Linked DNA regions of Homo sapiens: regions 1, 2 and 3 are each linked to region 4. The links are chromatin loops, found by intact Hi-C in ENCODE. Cell type or tissue: dorsolateral prefrontal cortex. All regions are shown on one strand.

Region 1 (5,000 bases), 680 kb after region 4:
CCCGGGTTCACGCCATTCTCCTGCCTCAGCCTCCCGAGTAGCTGGGACTACAGGCGCCCGCCACCGCGCCCGGCTAATTTTTTTGCATTTTTAGTAGAGACGGGGTTTCACCTTGTTAGCCAGGATGGTCTCGATCTCCTGACCTCATGATCCACCCGCCTCGGCCTCCCAAAGTGCTGGGATTACAGGCGTGAGCCACCGCGCCCGGCCACCAATCCTTTTTTAAAATTACTACAGCTATTGTAAAAGGAAACCTCAGCCACTGTGTGAATTAGCTTAGACTCTGAATTAGTGGAGTCAGAATCCTCGGGACTTGATCTTTTGCCTAAAAGGTGTCATAGCTATCAATGCACTTATTTGCCTGTGCTCCTTTTTGCCAAAGCCTAAATTAAACACAGGTAATGTAGAGAGTTGGGCAGGGGGTGATTTTATTTTGTTTCAACAATAGTAAGAGTTTTTCTGTTTCCAACTTAAGTGTTTATGCTTATGTCTATATATCAGTTGGGCCACTAAGAGCAAATGAGGTTACCTAAAGATACCTAGAATAGTAACAGGATGAGGATGAGAGTGGAAGAGGGAAAATATAAGGGTGCCTGAAAGCTACTTGACCTGAATATCTGATATGGAAGATGATCGGAAAAGAACTAGTTTAATAGAAGAGGATAATGGAAGCTAAAATGTGAAATTATGAAAGAGAAACCTTATCAGAAAGTGTAAGACAAAAAATTGGTTCATGGCCAAGTGCAGTGACTCATGCCTATAATCCCAGCACTTTGGGAGGCCAAGGCAGGTGGATGACTTGAGGTCAGAAGCTCAAGACTAGCCTGGCCAACATGGTGAAACCCCGTCTCTACTAAAAACACAAAAAAATTAGCTGGGCATGGTGGCACATGCCTGTAATGCCAGCTACTCGGGAGGCTGAGGCAGGAAAATCCCTTGAACCCAGGAGGCAGAGGTTGCAGTGAGCCAAGATCATGCCACTGCACTCCAGCCTAGGCCATAAGAGTGAGACTCCATCTCAAAAAAAAAAAAAAAGAAAAAAAAATTGGTTCATGTGAAATACCTAATGATTAAGTTGGTCATGAAAAACGAAATGGACATGTTACCGGATTTAGGGCCTAATGGCATTAGATCAGCCCTTTTTTAAGAAAACACCTGGAGCTTGGGATGAAATATTGAAGTGCAAGTCCCATCATTTGTGTCTCTACACTGGTTGGCATTCTGTATTCAAAAATATTCTGTCAAAACCAGAATTTACCAAAGTGGCAGCAATAAATCTCACACACACTCTCCCACTCTTCCAAGGTATAAACAGAGCTTCTTCAAACGGGAGTACCATACTTAATGGCATTCCAAATGGATGGGTTTCTCTGTCAGACCGTAGACAGCTGTGCTGTGAGAGTGTTCATAAACTGTGTGTGAGCAATTGACAAGTTGACAAAACATTGACAAAAAACAATTACTCAAGAAGCAGCACTTGGAAGGGCTGTTTGTTGTTTAGGAGAGACCAAAGAAACAATGAAAAAGCATGGTTAGGTGCTATATTTGCCATTGCACACACACAAAAATTATTTCTCAGAATGCATCTCAAGACTCTGTAAGAAAAAAGCCAGCAAATAAAATGATGTATTATAATATGCTAAGTTTATTCGTGACACTTTATTTGTGAGATGCATTTAATTACTGGGCAGGGTTTTTTTTTTATTTAAACAACGTTAATTACGCTGTACCAAAGACCAAAATGAAGAGGTTGTTTTAAGATGTTTCTATGGCAAATAATACTTGGAATAGACAAAATATTTTGAAGTGCTTAGATACAAAATGTATTTTATTAGCTTGAAATAATTACTATATTTTTAGGCATGATCTGCATACTCTATTTATTTTGAGAATAATTTGCCTTCTTGGTTTGCAAAATGCAAAGGGATCAGAGTTTTAGTGCCATTTAACAATAATAAATAATAATGATAATGATGATAGCAAAGAACATTTAGGCCTTATTTTGTGCCAATTAGCCATGCTAAATGTGTTACTTGCATTGTCTTAATGACTTCTTGATACCTGTCTGTGAGAAAAGAACTATTATCAATCCTTTGATATGGATAAGGAATCTGAAAATAGGAAGCTCAGAGCAGTTATATTGCTTTTTGAAGAACATACAGCTAGTAACGGAGTGTGGCATTAGGATTTGAACGTAGGTATGTCATGCTCTGGGTGGTGCAGTTAGCACATATGGAGCCTCCATTGGAATTAGGAAAAAGTGCCCCCCCCACCCCATCCCACCCCACAAAGATACTTTTATCCCTATCTGTTAGAGAATTGTTGTAATAAACCGATTGTGTGGTAGACGAAGACAGCTTACTGCCATCTACCGGGAAATTGTTGTAATAAATATACATACAAGTCTATGATATGAAAGGTGTTCTTTAGAGGTGGCTCTGCCAGGCATCATACATGGAGGTTAAGGTGTTTAACCAATCCTGCTATTCAGGTGGAAGAACATACTCATTCCCTAAAAAGAAAAAAATTAAAAAGACTATCTTCTTGCCACCCCTCTACAATTTTCTTTTTTATTCAAACTTGAGCCTGAATGAAATGCTATGTTGATCTTGATGTGAATGATTTATTTGTCCAATGTCTATTCACTGCTGAGGGTGGCAGTTACCCGTGGTCATCTATCAAGCAGGCAGAGATAATGTCTGCTTTCCAGGAGCTCATAATCTAAGAGGGGCAATAATTAAACATATCCTTAAGAGAAAGGTCCATGGGCTTCCTTTCAAGAGCCACCTCCAAATGATTGATCATGGTCACCTGGAGAGCCACTGTCATTGAGGAGGAACAGGGTCCTGAAGCTGGGTCCATGGAAAGGAAGCCCAGTGAATTATTATTAGTTCAGCGATAATGTTATCTTGTTCCTTCATGCTTTTTTGTGAGATTTTCTTTCTTTTCATTTTCAATTTATCTCCTTCTGGTATTTGATCATCTTGTCTCTGAGCTCTAAGTTTACTAAATTCATGTTTCTATCAACTTCTGTATCATGAAGTTTTTATGGGTATTTCCTGTTTTTTCACATTTTTTTCCATTAGGAGTGGGTTTTTGTGCGTTTACCTGCTATGTTCTCTCCTTTTCTTAACATTTCCTTTTCCTGTAGTATATTCTCATAGTTACTATACAGTTCTTTGTCATATTAATCATGCTAGAAGGTTCAGACTTACTAGTTAGCTCAGTAATGTAGGCATGATCTCATTCCTCTCTCCCATATTATCTAGGACTGCTATGAATTTCCCTCCAAGCACTTGGCTTTCTGAGGCAATTTGGTTTCTGGGAGATGAGACCAAGTTTTGAAGTTGTGCTGTGTTGCAACTCTCCTTTCCACTTCAGAATTGTCTTATTTCTATTTTTGGCTACCAGTTCTTAATTTTTTTCTGTTTTATTTTTAGTTGACAGGCAATAATTCTACATACTTATGGATACTTAATTTTCTTTATACTAAGTCATGCCCCCTCCCCCACTTTAGTTACTTTTAGTAATTGTTTCTTGCTACTATTTTCTTTCCTTTGTTAATGTTCTTTCATATTAAGGCAGGTGCCCTGGCCCCTGGTCCCAGCTCTCTGCCTTGTTTTCAATGTGACTCTGTGTGTCCTTTTTGCTTCTCAAGTACTTGCTTTCCCAACACAGTTACTGACATAGTTTGTATATGTGTCCCCCTCAAATCTCAAGTTGAAATGTGACATCCAGTGTTGGAGATGGGGCTTTGTGGGAGGTGATTGGGTCTTGGGGGCGGGTCCCTCATGAATGGCTTAGTGCCATCCTTGTGGTAATGAGCGACTTCTTACTCTGAGTTCACAGGAGATCTGGTTGTTAAAAAGAGTCTGGGACCTCTCACTTCTCTCTCCTGCACCCCTTCTCTTGCCATGTGATGCACCTGTTTCTGCTTCACCTTCTGCCATGAGTAAAAGCCCCCCGAGGCCCTTACTGGAAGCAGAGAAGATACCCATGCCATGCTTCCTATACAGCCTGCAGAGCCATGAGCCAATTAAACCTCTCAAGTCTCCCTTTATAGCAAAGCAAAACAGACTAACACAGTTACCGTGCCCCTGAGCTCTCACTCTAGAAACTTCCCCTTTGCTTTCTTTCTCATTGAACATGCCTTGTTTTCCACATAGGTTCATTTCCTGTTCCTCTTGTAGATAATAAAAGGTAAGCTCCTTTATGTGAAATACCAGTTTCCTACCTGCCGTCTCCTGAAATAAAGTCAGCTTCTCCTAAAATGGCCTTTTCATTTCTTTCTCTTAAAATATTGTCCATACATCACAGAGATATCCTCTCCTTCTCCTCTACTGCCAAACTCCCTAGTCAAATCCAAAATGCTTCCAGTTTCCATCTATGTCCATCTCCTTGGCTTTGTTCTTTTTTTCCTTATAGTTTTCAACTTCCCACCATCATTTGGAACTGGTGTCCTGTTTGTCTTAAATGGGTAATCATCATGGGGACAAGGACTCCAAGCCTAGAGTGAAATTTGACTCAATTTAATGAAAACAAAATTGTCTTGAAATTGTTGAATTTGAACTAAAAATGACAATATTTCCTAATAAGGACCTATTTCAAATAGAAATCTTAGATCTAAGATATCAAATACATGGTTCATTGACAGCCTTCTGGCATAGAATCTACTCTTTTCAGAGGAAAAGGTAGAGCAAGACTATCTGAGTTTGATCCTGTATCTGTCAATTACCAGCTGTGAAACCTGGGCCAAGTCACTTCACCTCTTTGTAAGTAAGTTTCCTTATACAGAGATTGAAGATAAAAATAATGCCCACTTCATAGATTTTGCTGTGCGGATTATATTACTTAACATATAACAAGTAGTTTTAATAGTGTCTGGCTGGTAGTAAATGGTCACAAAATGCTAGCTGTTACTATTCTTTCCCTTCACCCCATGGATCTGAGAAATAATGATGAAGAAGGAAGACTGAGCATTCATCCCTAATATTGTCCTC
Region 2 (5,000 bases), 1.0 Mb after region 4:
ATTCTCATGCCACTATTTCCCTGCAATGGTGACCTTTAAATTTAGCCTGAGTATAAGTGGGGTTGTCAGAACATCAGGTTACATTATGTTATTCAGCTATTTGTGCCTTTTAAAGACGATGTAAGTTCCAACATAGACCGCACAGCGGGAAAGTTACCCTGATGATATTCTGGAAACTGCCGCAGCCAGGATCACATCCGGAAGTGGGTCAGTATTCAAGAAGGCTCATGCTTCTTGGAAGTCACTTTTACTGGAAACAGGCCCACATTTATCCTTCCAGAAAATAAGTAACCTGTGGCTCGTGCATGGCCTTTCTTCTTCAGGCAGATTGGAGAGAGGATTGTGTTTGAAAGAAAAGAATGGAAATGTGCCTGCAGCACTTATTTTTCTCCTTCAGGGTGGCGTGTGGAGCTGTGTGCTTGGACCTGCAGTGAACGGTGTAGTCACTGATTTTTCCACCTAATCTGGGGTTCAGAGGACTCCGGGCTGGTACTGGTCCTCCACAATTCCTCCTAGATGTAAACCAGCCCCCCGACCTTTTTTGCAGCTGTTTGACTAGCTGAGCCCACTTCCTCATTGATAAACAGCTTTGATAAATAGGTTGAACTAAACAGCTCCCAGAGACACTTCCAGCTCTGGTCATGCAATTGATTTCTTCAGGATGCTTTCAGAGACACATCAGGGCAAGAAGCATGGGGCATGGGGTGAACGGAGGAGGGAGAGGGGATCCAGCTTTGAATGGTAAGGCAGGGCTTCTCCACTTCTTGTTGCATTGCCATGAAACAATGACCTCTCGCTGTGCTCCCAGTCCCAAAGAATAAGCTGTAAGCTGATGTATGAGAAGAAAGATCCGAAGGAGATGCATAGACACATAGAAATCACAAATAATAATAATAATAATAAAACCTAATACAATGCCTAACTTGCTCCTTAGCTCCTTAGAAAACTGCAATGTGGCACTAGACAAAAGACACCTTCCTGGGCTTTACCCCAACCCAGTCCAGTTTAAATGACAATGGACCTGCACACTTTAATAGTTTTTAAAGCCCATTGCCTATAGACAGGCAGGATAATCTAGTAACAATGAGAAACATCATCAGGCACTAAGTTCTAGCACTGTTCTGATTGCTGTAAAGGTATTAGGTAGAGTCATATGCAGCGGCTGTTTTTCTAGGCCAAAAATGGATAAACACCAGCAATTTCATATTTCTATCTAAGATTAACTCTTTTGATTTTTACAACAATCTTCTAAACACTGTTGTTGTCTTTTGTTATGAGCTCTAGATGGGTTTTTAACTCAGCTCTGCTACTCTGGTCAAATGTGCCTTCGTTTTCTCCCATGTAAAATGAGACTAATAATACTGCTTGCTTCATAGGGTTATCACGAGGACTAAATGAGTGAATAAATGTAACAGTGCCTGACACATAAGTGCTAAATAAACATCGGTCATTATCATTAGCTTTACGTAAAGTGACGTTAAGGTCTCCTTCATTCTAGAAATACTTTGTGCAGTGGCATTTCATGTTTTTTTTTTTTTTTTTCCTACCAGGCACTTATTTCTTCTTCTCTTCTAAAATAGCATCCCAATTTCCCTTTCAGGGAACTTGTCCCCCTGGCTGACTATCAGCCAGGGATCCTTGCCTCCCCTCACTATGGCGTATACATGTACCCTGAGGTTAGCCAGCCTCTCTCCTGTGTCCTGTATTTTCCAAAGCCACATTATTCTGCTCTTCCTGTGATTCTGAAGCTCTTCTGTGTCCTTCCAATAAATTCCTTTTTTATTGCCCATGAACAATGGGCACGTGGAGGAAATACGGAAGGTAATTTAGCAGATTGTTGGCAAGTTAAGTTAGCAAGATAAGTGGTTTCTATTGTTGCAACTAAATATCTTTAAAATATATATCATTGGAAATAGACATTGTAATGTTCTTTTTATGAATAATGAAACCAGCTAACATTTACTGATTCTCTGTCTAGACTTTTACTATGTGGTTATGTTTAACACACTTCTGCGACAGTAAGCGCCATTAACCCCATTTTGCAGAGAAGAAAATTGAAGACTTAGATTCCTCTGCCAGCTTGTCCTGCTTGTGTGTCCTTGAGCAAGTCTCTGAACATATCCAAGGTCTCAGTGTCCTGATATGTGAAGTGGGGTTGGTGACCTTTCCCACGCACAGGGTGGTTTTGAGAATCAAGCAAGATGATGAACGTATAAAAGCTCTTTGTAAACTATATAGTTACATGCCATATACGGGTAAGATTGCATTATGATTCTCTTTGACAAAAGGACACATTTTAACTCCTGTGTCTTGGTGCCTAATTTAAGCCATTTGTTGTTCTTTCTGCATAATAATAATAATAACAAATAAATAATGCATGTTTCAAAGTGAAAGCCCTAGCTAACACACTCCCCAGAATGAGATTCTTTTTCTTGGAAGCAACACTACACCTATGTGGATTTCCTGGGTGCTTTATGTTCTTGCCAGGCTAATCATGGCTGAAACTTGTGTTCTCTGCTTTTCTGATCAAACTTAGAGTCCTTCTCTCTCTTTTCCCTTTATTTCCCTCCTGTCTTTCCCAATCTCGAAGCTCCCCAAGGACCAATAAATTCCGGCATTGACTACACACAGCCTTCTAAGGGTTTTCAGTATATTAGAAATAAGATCCAACTTCCTGTATTGAAACCAGAATTTAAATGAAGGTTTTCCAAACTCTACTGAGGATTATATAAAGAGTAAGCAGGAATCATAAAAATTAGGAATATTATTTTCAAATGCCAGGGTTTTTAATAGACAAATAAGGTATGGGATCAGGCTGCAGTATATTAGCAAAAGATAGAGAAAAACGAATGAACGAGAAACATTTCACTGTGAAAACCAGATGAATATTCTTATTGGCCCACAGTGCCATCTTGTGGATCATTTTTAAATAGGGCTTTGTTTTCAGTTGTGATTGCATTTGTTTGACTGTTCCTAATCATGTAAAGCATCCATTAAAGTCTGCAAATGATTTCCAGGTAACCCAAGAGAACATAGATGAACACACCTGGTGGAACTCATCTGTTTATTGATATCTCATCCTCCTTAGGCACAGTTGGCCTGTCATTCCATGCTTTAAATAACTTCTCTCTTTGCCCTCTGTAATAGTAGATGTTCATGGTTCTCTCTGGCCATTTTCTTCCAGCCTTCACCAAATCTACTTTATCTATGTAACTCCTAAGGTATGTTCTTTGCCTTCTCTTTCTAGATGTAGTGGTTATGCACCTTGTCACAGGTTTTGTAACCCATAGAAAACCAATGGTCACCCATGGTCCACGGACATTCTTTCCAGAAAAAGACACTCAGATGACTGTGCCCCTCCTGGCACACACACTCTGATAGAAACAGAACACACACTCTTACACACTTGCACACACCTACACTCACATACATGCTCACACATTTCAGCCAACAATTTCAGGGGGGTTCACAAAGTTCCTGGTTCCATGTTTAGAACCTTTGCTTGACAGTACTTCCTTCAGTGATGTTATGGAATCCTAGACTTGTAACTATCACACCTATGAAGAGGTATCTCAGATGCCAGGTTCTTTTCTATATCCAGTCCTTTGTTTCCAACCGCCCTCACTATTTCTGATGTAAACATCCTGCCCTTCCCTATGGCTAACGCTGTAGCCATGTTGATCTCCTCTCAAGAAACACTTCTGGGCACGTTCAAATTCTGTTCACTCTCCAAGCCCCGGTTCATATACTACCATCTCTGGGAAGTCAATCTCTAATCAGAGAGAATTAAACTTTCCCTTTGTGATCTCTTAGACTATTTTTTTAAGTTTTCACATTAAATATTTCAGACTTTCTACTGTTTATAATTGCCTGAGTAGATAGGTTCTTAAGGAAAGAAAACATGTCTGGTTTCATTTTGCAGCTTCTATCATAACAAGAGAGGGGCTTACCTTGTAGCTTGTAGCTTTTCCTTTAAAGTCTTTGAGATTGGAAGACTTGGTTTAATTTCTCACTTTAGACCTTAACGTGTGACTGTGAGCAAGGTAGTTAAGCTTTCCAAGACTCAGTTCTTCATCTGTACACAGGGATCCGATGGTTCCTATATGTGGGGTCTGTGGGAGGATTCAATGAGTCAAGGTATGTAATGCACTTTGCATGTTTCCTGGCACACAGCTGGGGATCAAAACATGTTTCTTGAATAATAGGACCCTCAGAAAAGGAAAAGAAGCTGAGGTCACTCTCTCCAAAAAATGTATTCCCATGATTTTGAAATCAAGGAGTTTGTCCTTTATTTCTGTAGGAGTGATTAGGATGTCCCTAAATGTTAGAAACTCAGTTAACAGCAGAGAAACAAGATGAATCAGCAGTTTGCTCTAATAGATCCAATCTTTGAAACCTTTCAATCAGCATTGGGATGGCAACCCAAGTAATTTTTTTAAGTATTATTTTATTTAGGCCTGTGTGGCTGGCTTTTCAGTCTGGGCTGACCATTAGCAAGAGCAATCTGCAGCTGGTTTCGGTCTCCTGGCACTAGTGGTTTTCACAGCAACAGCAAGTTGTCTGTGGTGCAGTAGAAAGAGCACTGAAGTTGGAGGTAGAGGGTCTGACCCAAAGGATACCCTTGTTCCTCCAAACCACATAGCCTGGAGAATAAATATGGACTTCTGCTGCTCATTGAGGTGCGCATGACTATTGATATAAATTATTTTATGTCCTCCAGCATGATATTTTGTGCAAAAAAACACTATTTTTGTAAGTTTATATTTTTAATTAAAACCTGTTTAGTTTACAACTTAAAAAATATTATCTTCCCGGTTTCTGCCATATTGCTTGCCAGCCCACTCCCCAGAGTGTTGATCCAGTTAACAACGGGCTAGATCACATTTCCCACAGCTCCCACAGGCTGAGAGGTGAAGCTTATTGTTTCTCCCTCTCCAACCCTGCCATCCTTGTTGAACTAAATATCCTCCAACAATATGATTTTCATTAATCTGATAGAT
Region 3 (5,000 bases), 410 kb after region 4:
AAACAAGGACACCCTGTGGTGTGATTTAGAATTTACATTCGTATGCTTGCCCTCCCTGAGGCTGCCACTAGAGGGAGACAGGAGGCGCTGAGGCAGTCACAACGCAAGCTCCCCAGGTACCGCCCCTGCTCAAGGGAAATCACCGTGCATTCAGGCCATTACCTGCTATAAGGGCAGGGAATGTACAGGAGGGAAACCGGCTGTTCTGACTGGGGAAAGAGGGCCGGAACTTTGTGTCGTTTTTAAAAAGGCGGGTTATCAATGGATCTGCTCATGTCATCTCTTTGATTTTGTTTGTTTTCATTGTTTGATTCTAAATAAGCAATCATACTCCAGATATGAGGGTCGGCGTGCCACTTTCTGTTGTCCATATACTGACCACACCAATCTGTAGGGCCATTGTCCCCTCCCCATTGAGTGATGATCTAGTTCCCAAAGCAGGATTCTCCGGACCAATCTCACAGCCCCCTCCCCAAAACCCACAGCCTGAATCTTGGGAAATTGTTCAATTTCACCATAACCTTAAGCAGAGTCCTATAAATAACTAAAATGTATGGCTCAAATTCTTCTGCAGTAAACACACTGGAAAGAAAAATGTGCAGTCAAACCAAGTTCCAGTAGATGAGGAGCTTATTTTTTAAACTAGGGAAACTAACACATTGAAATTCACATAAAGCAAAATAATTGGGATTGTGCCTTAGAGTTTAGCATAGCAGGGGTTGAAGGAAACAAGCTGGTATGAAGACCTCAGCAGCAAAAGAGAAACGTCTTCAACATTTTAGGCTCAGAAGAATATCTTCCTCACAAGGGAATGTGGTGTAAGATCTGGGTCACTGACCATGTTGACTACTGAAGCTTGACACATTGTGGAATTCTAAGACAACCGTGTTGCCATTTACATGGTGAATAAAAGGGATTCCAAAATTTTTAACTTGTTTGAGGAAACACACTGCTGTAATAAATACTCCAAAGGCAAAATTAATGTCATTCAGCGACTGAGAGAGCGGTGGTAACCCACTTACTCCCTGAACTAGAAAAGTAAATGACAACCGCAAGTTTTATCTTTAAATAAAGCAAATATAAATGAGTATTTTTCTGTTAAACATCACTCGAAATGTTTGTGCCAAACATAAAAAATAAGTGTGTGTATAGGATTTATACACACACTTATCTTTTATGGCACCATGTTGTGTGACTTAGAATTTACATTTGCGTAAATTTTGGACTTAAAGAAAAGTTGCAAAAATAGTACAGAGAGTTGCTGTATGCTCTTCACCAAGCTTCACCTAATGTTAACATCTTACACAGTCATGATACGTGATTTAGTTAATGCTCACCATTTATTCTATACAAGCCTTCAGTGACTGGATAATGCCCACCCACATTGGGAAAGGCCATCTGCGCTACTCAGTCCACTAACTCGAATGCTAATCTCTTCCAGAAACACTCTCACCAACACACCCAGAAATAATGCTTAATCAGATACATGGGCATTCCATGGCCGTCAAGTTGACATAGAATTAACAATCGCAAGTCCACCCCTTGTCAACTTGGCACCCACACACATCCTCTTAAATCATACTTATTCTCCAAATAAACAGAATTAAAAGGTCAAAATTCCACCAAATGTTATACAACTATCATGTGTAAAACCAGAAATGCACTAACCCCTTCCACAGAGGAGGAAATAAAGTCCTTGAGTGATGTTAACTCTTCTGCTTGATATTTTATGACTTATAAATTATGATGTAGTTAATAATATTAAATACTATATTATAAAGTCAACACATCTTATAATATGTGATAAGAAAATAAGAAAGGGAAGAAAACAACGTTTGCTTAATGCACACATACACACACACAGACATACTCGTAACAAAATAAGGAAGAAATACTCATGACAATGACAGCCTTCATTTCTGTAACTGGTCACATGGCTGTAGCCAGTGTTTATAATGACCTTTTTCCACTACCCATTCTGTATTCCTCTTGCCTTCAGCAAACACCTCAGCTGGCTGTGGTTCTTTACCTGTTGGGGTGGCCCAAACTTTCATTTATGAAGGTCCTGAGCTATTTGTAGTCCTTCCTGGATTGGGTCACTCTTCATGGACATTAATCACAGGGCATGGTGACACTAAGAGACATGCTAAGGAATCTCCTACATTCCATACATCCATAGTGGAGTAGCAGTTCAGTTTCCCCTTGGAAGTCAGGATCACTCACTCCAGGCAGTACAAAAACTCCTTTCTTTGCCTGTTGATTGATTTGGAGTCCTGAGGAGCCCTAAATGGCTGGAAGTCTTAACTTCCAGTTCAAAAGAATCATTTTTGTGTCTCCTGATGGAAGAACTTCTCCCTTTGGAACTAAGACCTCTAGGCCAGCAGAGAAGAGGTTGCAGGAACAGGAAGCAAAAATTTTGCTAGTGGGTCCCTAAAGGTAATAGTGAATGGTGACACTCTCATTTCTACCCTTTGATTCCTGGACCCATGAATCCTGGCTATAGGAGGAACAGTACTATATACTGGATGCTGACTGAGAGACTTACATAGTCTTTTAGAAAGCCTTGCCCCAGCCCTGCCTGGTACTGCCACCTAGCTGACATTGTTACTGAGTTTTCAACAGGCCATTTCACTGATCTATCAGTGCAGCTGCTAGAGGATGGTGGGGAACATGGTAAGACCAGTGAATTCCATGAACATGCACCCAGTACCACACTTTCTTCTGAAGTGAGTTCCTTGATCAGAAGAAATACTCTATAGAATGCCATGACGATGGATAAGGCATTCTGTAAGTCCATGGATGGTAATTTTGGCAGCAGCATTGCAGCAGAAAAGACATATTCATCTCCAGAGTAAGCATCTATTCCATTAAGAATGAAACACTGCCCCTTCCATGGTGGAAATTGTCCAATGTAATCAACCTGCCACAAGGTGATAAGCTGATCACCTCAAGGAATGGTGCCATATTGAGGACTCAGTGTTGGTCTCTACTGCTGGCAGATTGGGCTCCCAGCAGAGGCCATAATCAGATTGGCCTTGGTGAGTGGAAGTCCATGTTGCTGAGTCCATGCATAGCCTCCATCCCTGACACCATGGTCACTTTGTACATGAGCCTATTGGGTGAAGATAGGGTTGCCTGGGAAGAGAGGCTGACTGGTACTCACAGACTGGATCACCCTATCTACTTGATTATTAAAACCCTCATCTGCTGGGGTCACCCTTTGATGAGCATTCACGTGGAACTAACATATCTGCATGTTTTATGCCCACTCAAAGAGGTCTATCCACATATCTCTTTCCCAGATTTCCTTGTCACCAGTTTTCCAACCACGATCTCTTTAAGTCCCCGATCATCCAGCCAAACCAATAGATGCAGCCCATGAAGTGTATATAATCGCATATCTGGCTGTTACTTCTTCCTGGCAAAAAAAAAAAACCCAGATGCATTGCTTAAAATTCTGCCCACTGGAAGGATTTCCATCTACCACTGTCCTTCAGGATGCCCCAGGAAAGAGCTGTGGTGCTGCAGCTGTCCACATTCAGTGGTGCCTGCACATGATGCAGAACCATCGGTAAACCTGTTCCAAGCCTTCTCTTTCTCTGTCAACTGATTGTAGGGGACCCCCCATGAGGTCATAAGTCCAAAATGGAAAAGAGAAAGCAGTGTAGCAGAACTGGCGACCATGGCATTTGGGACACTTCATGTAAATTACTTGTGCCTTCACGACCTGCTCAGACCCCATCATGTATACACCATTTCCATTGGATAATGGAGTGTTGCTGTGCACGCCTCCATTTATAGCTTGATAGGCCAGCTAACACTCAATTCCTTGTGGTCAACTCAGGTCCCATGGTGACTTGCTGGCTCATGGTTCAGTCTCTACTAAGGCCTGGTAGCAGGCCAAGGGCTATTTCTCAAAACAAGTGTAGTTAACCACAGTGGATGGCAGGTCTTGCTTCAAAATCCCGAGGGCCTGTGCTGTGATCCACCTAATGGGCCTGCTAAAGCTCCAGACAGCATTCCTTGCCCATCTGCCACGGAGACACCAAGCACTATTGAATCTGCTGGATCGTATGGTCCAAGTGGCAGAGCAGGTTGCACAGCAGCCAAGACCTGCTGCAGAGACTTCTCTTGTTCTGTGCCCCTCAAATTAGCAGCTTTTTGGTTCACCCAGTAAATGAGTTGGACTAATGCACCCAAATGAGAAATATACTGCCTCCAAACTCCATAGAGGCCTATCAGGCATTGTGTCTCCTTTTCACTTGCAGGTGTGGGGCCAGATGCATCAAAGCGTTCTCTGCCTTAGAAGGGAAATCTCCATGTAGCCCCACAACACCAGCCTCCCCTTGAGTGAATTGAAGAGCCATGACTCTCTGATTCTATGATTCAAGTTAGACTTTTGTTCGCTCAACCTAGAATTTGCTTATATACATTAAGTAAGAATTCAGTGGGTTTCCTGTCTATTTCACTTCTAGGAACAGCATGATCAATTAGTCAGCCCCACAGGTCAGTGTGAGTCAGACTGCTCTGAGGGCTGCTTTGACTCTGCTGTGCCAGACAGTGACCACGTTCACCTGGCCTCGGGTGGTTGATGCTGCCGTGTGGACCCTGCCACCCCAGGATCCAATTACACCCATTGCATTTAGGTTTCCCAATTCAGTAACTGAAGTTCCGCTGTAAGGCCTGCGCTGTATAGAAAAACAACTGTGGGATGATTTTCCAAGGATGCTGGGGCTCCTCACATAAGTTTATTTCTCACAGTTGTGGTGGTAGGGTCTTAGGACCCTTCCAGTGTGAGTGAGTCGGTTTTAAATGGTGAATCCACCCTAACATTCCATCTCCCTAAGCTTTGAATCCCTTTTTCTACTTTATTTATTTATTTATTTATTTATTTATTTATTTATTTATTTTTTGAGACAGAGTCTCACTCTGTCACCCACGCTGGAGTGCAGTGGTGCAATCTCGGTTCACTGCAAGCTCTGCCTCCCGGGTTCACGCCA
Region 4 (5,000 bases):
TTTCAACCAAGAGGAGAAGAAAAATCTTGCAAGACGTTTGAGAGATGTGAATTTTTCATGGGGTTGCTTTATTTAAGGGTAAATAATTCAGAAGAGGTACCAGCCTCCTGACAAATGTGACTCTGGAAGGTCCCTTGGAGGGTCGCATCATTGGCTGTCATGAATGTGGATCTCTGGGATCCACAAGCAGAAAGGAGAAGCAGAGATGAGGTGGGCGGAGCAGGAGGCGTGGAGATGGAGCACGATGGGGACAGGGAGGAGGTAGGGAGATGTAGATTGAGAAAATGTGTCAGCCTCCTGGGCTACAGAGTTCATATCTTTAAAAAGTTAATATCTTCAAAGTTAATAAAATATTTTTTAAAGAGACCACCCCAACTTATTTTATTTTCAGATTATACATTAATGCAAACTCATCATAAAAGTAAAGCAGAATTCAAGTACAGAAGAAAATCAGCATGAATCTCACCACTCTGTCAGTTCACTTTGTGAACATTTTGCTAAGTTTCTTCTTCTTTTTTTTTTTCCCTCTACACACTCATACTTCTCTTGTTTTGGTTTGAAATATTTGATTACATAATGTGTACCAGTTTTGCACCTTGCTATTTTCACTAAATGCCATTAAAAGTTCTTTTTTTGTCCACTTAGTATTATCAAAAATGCTTTAAAACATCATTTTTAATGGCTACGTAATGTTCCATTTTATGGCTACATCATAAACCCTGTTGCACAGTTTGTTTTCAGGTTTTCTTTTTTTATATAATTATAGGTGAGTTAGTGACAAACATCTTTGTGAATGAATTACTGCCCTCGCTGTTTGATTATTTCATTCAGGTGAGTTGGAGAAGTGAAATTACAGGGCCCGAGCATAGGAATTTTTTTACAGACCTTGAAGGATGGTGCTGGATTGCTTTTCAGAGTCTTTGTACCAATTTACATGGAGTATTTCTATTTTGGGGACCTCCTCCTGGAACAGGGAAAGATTTTCTAGCTCTAGAGAGAGAATGACCTGTAGTAAGATTTGGATCAGAATTTCACGCTTTGTAAATCATTGATTTTAGATTTCTCCCACTTTCTGTATTTATTTACCTTCTATTCTCTTGCAGTAATTTTAGAAATGGCATTGGGAAAATTCCAGACTGTTTCCATGGTACTCAGAGCAGACAGCAAAGGGAGGTTTGGTCCATGCTTTGGATAGAGCTGCCAAGAATGGGGGACCGTGTCCTGTAGTGGGGTGGGGCGGGGAAGGGGTCCAACCTATGATGGCAAAAGGAGACCAAATGAGATGCTTCGTGGGAAAGGTGACACATGGGGTTGTAGTGATGGTGATGAGGAGTGGAGATTTGAGCTGATCCTAAATTTTGGAGGTTCTCATTTTGGTTTTAACAAAAGTAGGGTTTCTTGATAGCAGGCTGGACTGGATCAGTGATTTTCAAATTTTCCTTCCTCCTCCTGGAACTTTTGGATTCTATGGTGGTGCTTGAGTTAAGTAAATGATTTTAAGGTCATCTGCACCTAATTTAAAACTGTGTTAGTAGTGGTAATAAATATCAACACATACACATATAAATGTATATAGAATGTCATATTTTAACACCACGTGGACCTGAAGGTAGACACGTACTAACTGGTTTTAGAGCAGACTTTGAATGAAGCATCTCTCTCTTGAATTGAGGAGGGCTCTGAGGCTGGAAGGGCAGTGTGATTTGAACAGCTGCAGCAGCAGCAACATTGTCCATCAAACCAAGATAGACTTCTATCTTGGGGAAAGTGAATCAGAAACTCTATGTTACAGAGTAAACAAAACAGAATATACAGCCCGGATGCTCAAGCAGATCGAAAACTGCAAATGCCCTGTTTAACTCTCAGCTTTAATCTGGTCACAACAGCACCCATGTTCTCTTTGCTAGACTTTATTATATATATGCAGATAGATACCAATCATTTTTGACTGTTATATGTACAGCGGGTCCATTTTCATTTGAAAGAGAGTTCCTCTGAGGACCCTTTCTAACACTAACATTTTCTGATCAACAGGCCGACTTTATCATCCCATTTGATGGATGGATAAGTTGAGGCATTAAGTAAAGTCCTGCAGAGAGCTAGCTTTGCAGTTTAGTCTCTGTCAGATTTTGAGCAAGTTAGTTTAGTTCCCTGAGCCTCAGTGTTCTCATTTCTAAAATGGGAATAATAGTGTCCACTCTGCAGTGCCATTATGAGGGTGGAAATGAAACCCAATCTTTTCCTTTGCTCAGTGGCTAGGCTTTGGGAATGAGCATCTAATTCACATTTGCCAAATGCCGACTCCTCCCTCTTGTCCATGCTGGCCTCATTCTTGCCGTGACTCTATTTAATGTACTCTGGTAAGTTTTAGGCGTAGAAGAGGAAAGAAATATATGTATTGCCTACATACCTATTGGAACTTGGGATCCTTTAAAACATGCAGTCTTATTACAGTGATTCTTCTGTAATAGCAGTATTTATTTTCTGGTCTGGGGAACAAAAGCCTTCTTTTCCTTTCTTCGATTAAGAAATTAAAATCCAGTAGCATAGAATCTCTTAGAATCATTTCTTGTATTGCTTCCTAACTTGACCTTAACATTCTGTGTGACCTTTCGAGGCCCTTTTTACCTCTCTCAACCTCTGCTTCCTGTAAAATGAGGTGGTTGGGTCAGGTGACATTAACGGTCCTTACAGCTTTTCAGTTTTTAAATTCTACGAAGACTTAGGAGTAAAACCTTGAAGCGTTAAGTTTCTTTTCTGCGGGGGGGGAGAAAAATTACTGTTCTTTTAAATTGGCCACGTGGGGTCGCTAGTGATCTAAGAGACTGGTTCGCGAAGGTGGTACTGTAAATGTGTGGTGCTTCAGCGAACAGATTCTGGGGGTGGTTTATGAAATTTTCTTTTTGTCTCTCCCTTCAGCTCCAAAATTCACTCGAAGACTTGATCACATCATTAGTGTTGAGAGAATCATAAGCAGCTGCCAGAGATTGTGTTCAGAGCCAGACCGTGGTATCTCATGCCCACCTCAAAAGAAAAGAAAAAGGAAAAAATCATGGTAATCCTGGGGTGCAACTGGCTCTCCTTTTAGACTCTAACTCAAGCTGCTACATAATGTGGTCTTGCAATTCCTTGGCTTGAGAAGTAGGTCCTGCAAAGTTAAACTGGATGGCATAAAACATGCCTTAGTGATGGAGTCAACCTTTGTCTGGAAGAATCTGGAGTTACCAAAGGCAGAAGCATGGCAAAATTCTCACTGAAGAGCTGATGAGTGTCTCTCTTGGCAATTTTCCTGGTGGGCTTTGCTGATGGTTGAGGTGGGGTGGGGTGGGTGGCAGCAAGCTTGAATGACTGTAGAAATCAGGGAGGGTTCATTAAACAAAAAGTAAATAAAATAAAACAAAAATCTGGAAAGCTCATGTATCTTCCCACACCAGGGACAGGGTACCCACAGCATGCTCGGCACAGACCAGACCCTTTATGGAAAGTCAGCTGAACCTTGCCCTCGGCGTGCAAGGAAAAAAAATGTCTTTTCTGCCAGAAGTGTTGTATAAACATCCTTTTCCTACGATCCTGGATCCTGATCCTCTAGCTCCAGGACCCAGAGGAGCGTGGGGAAAGTATCTTAATGTAGACAGATTTCGAACTCCTGCTGTCCCTTTTCAGATCGTAAATTACCGTTAATGCTGTTTATACTCTTCCCCCTTCCTCTCTTAATAGTTTTAGAAACAGTAATTGACAACAAAATAGAGCCGCAAAGGGTGTAAGGGAGCCCTGCTTGGCTGGCTGAGAAGCAGCCAACTAAGTATCTGTTCATCATGTACGTCTCTGCAACAGAAGTAAAAGATTTACCCACACAGGTGCCCTTCCTTGCTTTCCTTTCGTCATTTTGCTGTGATGGAGCAGGGTACATCTCAATTTCAATTAACTGGAAAGAGAAAAGTTGCGTGTGTTTGCGTGCTTTTTGTCCACCCTGCTCCCTGTACGGGAGGCTGTACAAAGCTGGTGTGGGCTATGGAGCCTGGGGAGGAAGCTGCTCAGAAGTGGATCCCAGGATCTCTGTGGTTCTCTCTGCCCGGGTGTTGTCTTGTTTTGGGGTGCACGGTCCTCGGAAGCAGTTTCCTAAGACAATTCCAGCATGAGGAATATGCCCAGGCTTGAAGTTGGTGAGAGCTGGATTTAAATCCTAGATCAACCCACTTATTTAGCTGTCAACTTAACCTCTTAGAGTCTCAGTGTTCTCCTCTGTAAAATGGGGATAATACAGGTTGAATACCCCTCATCCAAAAATCCAAAACCCGAAATGCTTCAAAATGCAAAACTTTTGGATTTCACATCCAAACTTTTGCCATTGAATGCTGACACAATGTTCAAAGGAAATACCCATTGGAACATTTCAGATTTTGGATTCTCGGAGTAAAGATGCTGAACGCATAAGTATAATGCAAGTATTCCAAAATTAGAAAAAATATCTGAATTCCAAAATACTTCTGGTCCCAAGCATTTTGGATAAGGGATACTCAACCTGTAACAATATTCCCCTAAGGGAGTGGTTTGGAAGATTAAATAAAGCTGTGTTTGTAGAAAAAGTGACTGAGGCCTAGCAAGACATCCATGAATGCCTTTTCTTTTTTCAAAACCTCTTGACTTGTGCTGTCCAAGGTGGTAGTCACATGGGGCTATTGAGCACTTGAAGTCTGGCTACTTGAAACTGACAAGTTCTGTAAGTAGAGAATACACACCAGATATCAAAGACTTAGTAGAGAAAGAAAATAATGCAAAACATCTCATTAATAATGTTTTATACTGATTACATACTGAAATTTTAATACATTGCAAATATTGGATAAAATATATTCTAAAAGTTAATTTTACCTTTTTTAACTTTAAAAAATGTGGCCACTAGAAAATTCAGAATTGGATATGTAGCTTGTATTTGTGGCTCACATTATGTTTCTCTTGGGCTGTGCTTCTGTAGTTTCTCTTTTACTCACCTTCTATTC

Evidence for each region. Hi-C counts contacts between places; a loop is a spot of excess contacts. Peaks named below come from ENCODE experiments on the same cell type or tissue, not always from the same donor. Only the 100,000 strongest peaks of a DNase experiment are listed, where the experiment ranks them.
Region 1: it touches region 4 in a loop (14-fold over the local background); 12 of 110 quality-filtered maps call a loop at or near these places.
Region 2: a loop joins it to region 4, with 8 times the contacts of the local background. A loop is called at or near these places in 63 of 110 quality-filtered maps.
Region 3: a loop joins it to region 4, with 4 times the contacts of the local background. A loop is called at or near these places in 62 of 110 quality-filtered maps.

What each region holds. Positions count from the first base shown.
Region 1 is chr4:16,640,465-16,645,464 of GRCh38, reverse strand. All of the region lies in intron 2 of LDB2 (LIM domain binding 2), which reads left to right. Among named protein-coding and RNA genes, the nearest start is that of LDB2, 260 kb to the left of the region's middle. In dorsolateral prefrontal cortex, CTCF peaks have their summits at 2,169 and 2,368 (motif pointing left); no DNase peak of the experiment used is centred here; H3K27ac peaks cover 1,021 bases.
Region 2 is chr4:16,287,996-16,292,995 of GRCh38, reverse strand. LOC124900674 (a long non-coding RNA gene) reads right to left here. Exons shown (of 5, transcript XR_007058064.1): 2 at 3,951-4,112. Among named protein-coding and RNA genes, the nearest start is that of TAPT1-AS1, 64 kb to the right of the region's middle. In dorsolateral prefrontal cortex, CTCF peaks have their summits at 2,685 and 2,898 (motif pointing left); no DNase peak of the experiment used is centred here; H3K4me3 peaks cover 520 bases; H3K27ac peaks cover 1,089 bases.
Region 3 is chr4:16,911,996-16,916,995 of GRCh38, reverse strand. No RefSeq gene overlaps it. Among named protein-coding and RNA genes, the nearest start is that of LDB2, 16 kb to the right of the region's middle. RefSeq lists a silencer at 139-218. In dorsolateral prefrontal cortex, CTCF peaks have their summits at 50 (motif pointing right) and 2,609; DNase peaks (open chromatin) are centred at 95 and 2,595.
Region 4 is chr4:17,322,373-17,327,372 of GRCh38, reverse strand. No RefSeq gene overlaps it. Among named protein-coding and RNA genes, the nearest start is that of SNORA75B, 4.0 kb to the right of the region's middle. In dorsolateral prefrontal cortex, CTCF peaks have their summits at 2,613 and 2,815 (motif pointing right); a DNase peak (open chromatin) is centred at 2,822; H3K4me3 peaks cover 658 bases; H3K27ac peaks cover 1,552 bases.